Linked DNA regions of Homo sapiens: region 2 is linked to region 1. Evidence: read pairs that join two places in POLR2A ChIA-PET (ENCODE). Cell type or tissue: Panc1. All regions are shown on one strand.

What was found. ChIA-PET counts read pairs that join two places held together with the same protein. Peaks named below come from ENCODE experiments on the same cell type or tissue, not always from the same donor. Only the 100,000 strongest peaks of a DNase experiment are listed, where the experiment ranks them.
Region 2: POLR2A ChIA-PET joins it to region 1 with 7 read pairs; 2 of 35 experiments call an interaction of 5 or more read pairs at or near these places.

What each region holds. Positions count from the first base shown.
Region 1 is chrX:72,299,103-72,303,102 of GRCh38, reverse strand. It overlaps CITED1 (Cbp/p300 interacting transactivator with Glu/Asp rich carboxy-terminal domain 1), which reads left to right. Exons shown (of 3, transcript NM_001144887.2): 2 at 169-293; 3 at 859-1,457. The coding sequence starts at 234. The coding sequence ends at 1,380. Among named protein-coding and RNA genes, the nearest start is that of CITED1, 4.8 kb to the left of the region's middle. In Panc1, no CTCF peak of the experiment used is centred here; no DNase peak of the experiment used is centred here.
Region 2 is chrX:72,200,233-72,204,232 of GRCh38, reverse strand. It overlaps a transcript of PIN4 not described here. Among named protein-coding and RNA genes, the nearest start is that of PIN4, 20 kb to the right of the region's middle. In Panc1, no CTCF peak of the experiment used is centred here; a DNase peak (open chromatin) is centred at 2,162.

The DNA.
Region 1 (4,000 bases):
TTCCAGCTTGATCTCCTCCCTGTGCTCGGGTGATCTCTGGTCTTGATTCTAACTCAGTCACCATCCTTGCCTCATAGCTGCGTGGCATTGCCCTGCTTTGGGCTTTGCTAGTGCTTTGTTGGTCAGTGAAGCCTTTTGCCCTTACCACTGCTTCTTCCTCACTTGCAGCACAACAGCTCCAGCTGGCAGCATCACTTCCCGCCAATTTATCCAACTTCTGCCAAGGCTCTGAAATGCCAACAACGTCGAGGCCTGCACTTGATGTCAAGGGTGGCACCTCACCTGCGAAGGAGGTAATTTTTGCCATTTTACAGATGAGGCAGGGAAAGACAAATTTTCCGGGGTCATGGGCCAGGCCCTCCTAGGTGCATTACCCAGTGTCCTTGAGCAGAGAGGAGACAACAGGACTATCTCTGGGGAGAATGAGAACAGCTTCTGCCTAAATTGTGGTCAGATTGAACCCACTAGGGGTGTTGAAAGATGGCAGGGAAGGGAGCAGAGAAATTGAGTAGGAGCAAAACCACTCTGTTGAAGAGACTAAAGTGAGGCTGAGAAGAGGGACAGGAGGTGCCCTTTTTAGGATGGTGAGGTGGAGGCTATGGGGAAGGAGCTGAAAGCAGTGAACCCACTTAGGATGGCAGGTGCTCCAGCACTGTAACTGGGCTCTGGCCTCAGTGCTCAGAGCCATGGCAGCAAAAGGATGCTTGAGGTGGGAGCCTAATTTTCAAGGGGGTCGTCTTGCTACCTCTCCACCTCTAGTCCCAAATGAAGTGCAGGTAGGAACCTTCTAAATCTGCTGAATGGTGAAGGACAAGCCAGGAGCAGGGTTACTATGGTGTGCTTTTCTCTGTCTTCTAGGATGCCAACCAAGAGATGAGCTCCGTGGCCTACTCCAACCTTGCGGTGAAAGATCGCAAAGCAGTGGCCATTCTGCACTACCCTGGGGTAGCCTCAAATGGAACCAAGGCCAGTGGGGCTCCCACTAGTTCCTCGGGATCTCCAATAGGCTCTCCTACAACCACCCCTCCCACTAAACCCCCATCCTTCAACCTGCACCCCGCCCCTCACTTGCTGGCTAGTATGCACCTGCAGAAACTTAATAGCCAGTATCAGGGGATGGCTGCTGCCACTCCAGGCCAACCCGGGGAGGCAGGACCCCTGCAAAACTGGGACTTTGGGGCCCAGGCGGGAGGGGCAGAATCACTCTCTCCTTCTGCTGGTGCCCAGAGCCCTGCTATCATCGATTCGGACCCAGTGGATGAGGAAGTGCTGATGTCGCTGGTGGTGGAACTGGGGTTGGACCGAGCCAATGAGCTTCCGGAGCTGTGGCTGGGGCAGAATGAGTTTGACTTCACTGCGGACTTTCCATCTAGCTGCTAATGCCAAGTGTCCCTAAAGATGGAGGAATAAAGCCACCAATTCTGTTGTAAATAAAAATAAAGTTACTTACAAAGAGACGGGCCAACTAGAGGTGTTCTTCATTGAGATCTAATGATGTGTAGTATGGTCTGATGTCCCTTTAGCAATTCTGAGGCCCATGGCGGGGTTGTGAGTGGCTAGCTGGGAAGGAGCTGGATGGGATGGAAGGAGAAGGGAGGGTGAAGGGGGCTGTTCACTGAATTCCTGCTGCCAGCACCACTGTGGCTATCTCCTCAGGAGTACCTGGTCTCATTGCCCTAAGACTCCAGGAACACCATGGCATACAGGGGCTGGTTGGGGGCTTTCTTGGAAGAGAGACTGATCAGACCTTTGTGCAGCCTCCTTGCTACATGCACATCCAAGTCTAAAGGCACATTCCTGGCCACGTGGCACACACTTCACCAACTGTAAAAGCCACCCCCACCCACTCTCTAGCCCCAATCCAACTGACCCATTAAGGCCTTTCCTTTGCCCTCTTGCCCATGTGCAATAGATAGATAGGGCTGAAGAAGGATCCTGTGACCTGGGAGCTCAGATTTCTCTGGAAAATTGCAAAAGCAAGAGACTCCCATCATTAAACTGGGGTTTGAGGTGCCTTCTCCAGGTTCCTCACATAGCTGCTCAGTCCTCCCAGCCTGGGACACTCTGAGCTGGTCTTGAGTGTCCCTAACTCCTACCTTCCTGACCCACCCTGTTTGAGCTGGCCTCTCCATCTTAGAGATACAGATCAGAACTAGGCTTGACAAGTTCAACATTTGGCGATCTATCCCTTGCCTTTCAATTAACTGCTGAGGAAGCAGTGGCTTCAGAAGCATGCCAAGTGGCAAGGCAGTGGCACTGCACTGGATCCTGGCCTTGTGATACACTGATAAAGCCTTGTCCTCATGTTGATACAACCCAATGTCCTGGACACTCTGTCCATGTTTCGGACTCCCAGACAGCCTTCTTCCTTGAATGCTGAAAACGACTCTAATCAGCCTCTCAGGACTAGCATCAGGCCTGCCCCCTAGCAAGCACTTTCAAAAGAGTGTGCTAGCAGGGGCGTTGATTGGATTCAGCACTCCCTGAGCACCTGCTCTGGGCCAGGCACTTTGCTAGACACTGGGAGCATGAATTAGATGAAGTTTACCTTTGAGGGAGTTCCTCATCTCAGAAGGAGAAAGACAGGCACAAACAAATTATAATAAAACAGCATTTCCTAGAACAGAGGGGGAAGGTGCTATTCAATCCCAGAAAAGGAAACAGCTCCATCTGCCTGGGAAGTCTGGGGAAGGCTCCTTGTATTGAACTGCTTTATTTGTTTTCATATTTCACAAGCAATAAATCCATTATCCAATCTCCTTGTAAAAAGTAGAAGCTTTGCAGATAAGGCTAAAGTACCCTTTGACCAAATCTCCCCCTCAATCCTGATTGCCTCTGGTTCTCCACGGAGGTAGCAACTGTTTATCTGTTTGTGGTGCATCCTTGCTGGCCTTGCTCTCTGTCCTTACATAAAGGTAGATCCACCAGAAGAAAGTTTTGGCTTTCGAAATAAGACTTGAATCAGCCAAGGGAAGAATGAGTGAGGGGAACAGCTGTTAAACAGGCACAGGTGCATGAGAGGGGTGACAGTGGCTGAAAACCAGGAGTTCAGCATGCAGGCTATGTCACAGGGCTGGCAGAGGGGACGGGAGGAGATGAGGTTGGAGAAGTTCACAAAAGGCAGAGTCCATAGGGCCTTCTGGAAACAAGCCTTCGCCTTAGTGCCACCAGTCCTGTGGCTCTGGAAGAATCTCTGGAGGTTTGTAGGAAAGCAAATAATTAACCAACTTTTAACATCTTGTTTTTAAGATGATTTCAATAAAGGTAGATGGTTAGATTCATCTAAGGCTGGGAACAGGGAGACATGGGGTTTTGAGGGGGCTGATGAGGCAAGGGTAGGAAAACGGAAAAGGAAGAAACGAAGGCTGGAAGAAGGTGGGGAGAGCAGAGCAGGCTTGAGGGCCTTGGGTCTCTGAGGAGAACACAGGAACTGGATTGGGGGAGCTAGGAAGGGAGAGGAAGGAGGGACCTGACTTCCCAGGTCATAGGATCCTTCTTCGGCCCTATCTATCTATTGCACATGGGCAAGATTGGGGGAGCTAGGAAGGGAGGTGAAGGAGGGTCTCAGAATCTGCACAGCTCCTAGCAACACAAGGGCAGTGTGGACACAGGCATGGCAGCTAAAGCAGAATGACAGGATGTGGATGGAGCCGAACTCTGAAAGGCTAGAGGATCCCAGGGTCCCTCCCCTGCTGGGGCCTTCAAAAAACGCACTTCTGGCCAAACTAAACAGGTCAGGAGGCTGCATTCAGCGCCTGATCCCCAGCTTGCCACCCCTAATCTCTATGAGTATAAGCTCTGGGACCCCCAGGATGGCAGTAGCCCTTGGGGTGGAGAGAAGCTTGAGCCAGGGGCCAGTGCCTTCAGGAGGGGGATGGGCTGCTTTGGAATCATGGGAGTGACAGGAGTGTGGCTGGGAGGCAGATGATGGTGGGGAATGGCCTGAGCATCTCTAGTATATTAACCAGAGTCTACAGAGAAACAGAACAAATAGGATAGA
Region 2 (4,000 bases), 99 kb after region 1:
AAACATAAATGGATTTCATGTTTAGACTTGGATCCCATCTCCAAAATATCTCATTATGTGTATGGAAATTCTCCACAATCAAGAACACTTCTGGTCCCCAGCATTTTGGATAGAGTACTAAACTGGAACAGCAGAAAGCTGAGCTAGGTACCTGGTGCTAGGATTCTTTATCACTGGTAGCTTGCCCTGGAGTCACTGCTGACCATTTAGCCATTCTTAATGCACCATTAACTGTGTTCTCCCTTTCACCAAACCAGGTATCTCGTCTATTCTGACACATATTATCACAGTCTATCTTTGGATTGTAGACTGAAAAGGAGTTTGGTTCCCTTGCAGAAAGATAAACTGCAGTATAGCACGCTGCACTCTGTCACCAGAGAAGTGGACTATCCTTGATGACGTACTATGTGTTGGGCACTCCACACAGGTTTCTCATTTCAGCCTTACCATAATCTTTTGAGGTGAAGGGAGAATAGCATTTCCATTTTTCATGTGAGGAAACAGGCTCAGTGATCAGTGAGGCCGTGACTTCCCTGTGGTGACATGGTTGGGGTGAAACCGATTTTTAACCTTGTGTAAATGAATACACTATAATACACTGAGCTGTTTTTACTCAAAACACTTCTGACACCAAATGTGGGGGTTTTCCACATCAAGCAGTTCTCCAGTTCTCCAATTCAAAATTGAACTGGTGTCCTACGATTCTGTTTCGACACTACCCAGGGTTAGCATCAGACTCCACAAGTTTAAGGGCTCAGTCCCACCAGACTGCCCTCACTTCAGACGTCAGTGGCAAGTGTTCGGTCCCCATGTTAACCACACTTCTGTCTGACTTGGCTACAAATTAGGGGTTCCCATGACCGTCCCATCCCACCCCCTGGTTTAATAGTTTGCTAGAATAGCTTATAAAACTCAGGAAACGTTTACTTACTATTACCAGCTTATTATAAAGACTACAACTCAGGAACACCCAAATGGAAGAGATGTGTAGGGCAAGGTATGGGGGTGGTGCATTAAGCGTCCATGCCCTCCAGGCACACCACCCTCCCAACATTTTGATGTTAATCCAGGGCTCTCCAAACTCCATTGTTAAGGTTTTTGAGGTTTCCTTAGGGAGGCATGATTGATAAAATAATTGGCCATGGGTGATTAACTCATCTTCAGCCCCTCTCCCCTCTGCAGAGGTTGCAGTTAGGGCTGAACGTTCCCTCTAATCATGCCTTGCTGTTTCTGGTGACCAGCCCCCATCCTGAAGCTACTAGGGGCCTCCAGCCACAAGCTATGTCATTAGCATACAAAAGACACCAGTTGAGATTTCAAGGCTTTCAGGAACTATATGCCAGGAACCAGGGACAAAGACCAAATATTTATTTTTATTATATCCCATACATATAAAAGTTACTTGTAAATTATATGTATATACACATTAATAATCTCATGTATATTACAAGAGATTACAGAAGTTCAAAAGAAGCTGAATTTCAGGTTATTGATGGAACAAAATTTTGCTCTTACTAAAAGCAATTATTACTATTTTAGGGTAATACGATTGAATATATATCATTATTTTTGAAATACTGGTGTAACTAACTGTGAAGCAATTCACAGTCTGCATCTGAGTTCAGCTTACCATTTCCCTGTGCTTCCCACCATGATGTGAAGGGAGTAGCTGCGCCCTACACATCTTTGTTTTTCTGTCCCTTCTACCACACACAAAAATGTTTGTGAAAATTCAGCTAATAAACTTCTTTCTTCCCTGATGTAGAAAACAAAAAATCCACACAATGTATTTGCCTTCAAGGAAGCTTTAGCGGCCTATATCCATTTGATCTGAACAGTGAAGCGTCTAAGTCCTAGGAATATTTCTCACTGAAAATAGCAATGCTCTTTCTGTTCAAGTGTGTGTGTACTATGACAAATTCTGTTGTTTGGGGAAAAAAATACATGCTCATATTCAAACAGTATCCATGGCAGGGATTTTTAACCTGGGGTTCATGGGTAGAAGAAGTCAGGTGTCTGAATTTGGATAGGAAAAAAAGTTTTATCTTTTCTCTGTCTGGTAGCTGAAATATAGCATTTCCTTTCATCATGAATGTGAAGCAGGAAAATAGGGTCTGGAGGCAGGGAACATAAGGCTGATTCACACTAAAGCTATGACAGGAAATATCCTCTCCACAGGGCGTAGGCCAAGTAAATGACTTGTAACTTCACGTCATCCTTTCCATTTACACAGGGTATACCCCAAGTAACCAATGGAATCCTCTAGGGGATATTTAAACTCCCAAAAATTCTCTAACAGGGTGTTTTGAGCTCCTATGCTGTGGAGTGTAGTTTCGTTTTCAATAAATCCCTTTGTCCCTTCCTTGCTTTGTTTGTGCGTTTCGTTCTTTGTTCAAGATGCCAAGAACCTGGACATCCTCCACTGTTAACAAATGTACGCATAAACTGCAGAAATATTAGCAGTACATGTTATGTCACCAGTAGAAATCACATAGACTTTGGGGTTATTGCAGATATCTCAAAATGCCATTGATATTCATTACTGCAAAGTCACAGTGCTTTTTAGACCTACTACCAGGTATTTAATAAAGAGGCACACACACATATTACAAACTTTTTTTTCTGAGACGAGGTCTTACTCTGTCACCCAGGTGGGAGTGCAGTGGCACAATCTTGATTCACTGCAACCTCCGCCTCCTGGGCTCAAGCAATCCTCCCACCTCAGCCCTACCTGCCCCTGCCAGGAGTAGCTGGGACTACAGGTGTGCGCCACCATCACGCCTGGCTAATTTTTTGTATTTTTGGTAGAGACAGGGTTTCACCATGTTCCTCAGGCTGGTCTCGAACTCCTGAGCTCAGGCAATCCACCTGTCTCGGCCCCCCAAAGAACTGGGATGGATTACAGGCGTGAGCCACTGTGCCCAGCCACAATTTAAAAACTTTGGACTACTGTATTTCAACATAGTTGCTGTCTTTTGTAATCCTATGTATTTTACTTTAAGCACTTAAAGTCAACATTTTTTCTTTTTTGAGACAGGGTCTCGCTCTTGTCACCCAGGCTGGAGTGCAGTGGTGAGATCACGGCTCACTGCAGCCTTAACTCTAGGGCTCAAGCAACCCTCCTGCCTCAGCCTCCCTCCTGAAGAGCAGACACTACAGGCACACACCACAATGCCCAGCTAATTTTTAAAATTTTTTGTAGACAGGGTCTCACTATGTTGCCCAGGCTGGTCTTGAATTCCTGGCCTCAACTGATTTGCCCTACTCAGCCTCCCAAAGTGCTGGGATTACAGGTGTGAGCCACCGCATCCAGCCTAAAATAAACATTTTGAAAAGGGATCCATAGGCTGGGCAAACTGCCAAAGGCTGCAAGGCACAAATGAAAGGTTAAGACCCCTGATCTAAGGGTGTGAGGTGAAAAATCTCTTGCCCTCCTGTCCTGGAGTTCTGGATTCCCATTCCCAGAGACAGTCTATGATGTACAAGCACAAGTACATATGTGTATATATTTATGTTGCTACCCAAGTGATAGTGTATTGTGTACACTATTCTGTACCTCATTTTAAATTTTAAAATAACTGCATGATATTCTATTGAGGGATATACCATAATTTATCATAATCTATTGTTAGTGTTCAGTTTGTTTCCAAATAATGCTGTAATGAATATCCTTGTATCTTTTATACATATGATTATAGTATACCTTCCTAGAAATGGAGTTGCTGGGTCAAAGGGTATATTTATAAATTTGACAGGTATTGCCAAACTATTTTCCAGAGGATATAATTGCATTTCCACCATTAATGAATGGATGAATGTCTGTTTCCCCACACCCTTACCAAACAATGTTAAACTTTCTGAACTTTACCAATCTGACACATAAAAAGAGGGAACTTGTATCTTATTTTGATTTTAATTTGCAATTATTTTACAATGAATAAGGTTTGTTCTGTAAACACTGAACTTAATCAGAGATGTCTTAAAGCAGAATTAAATGCAT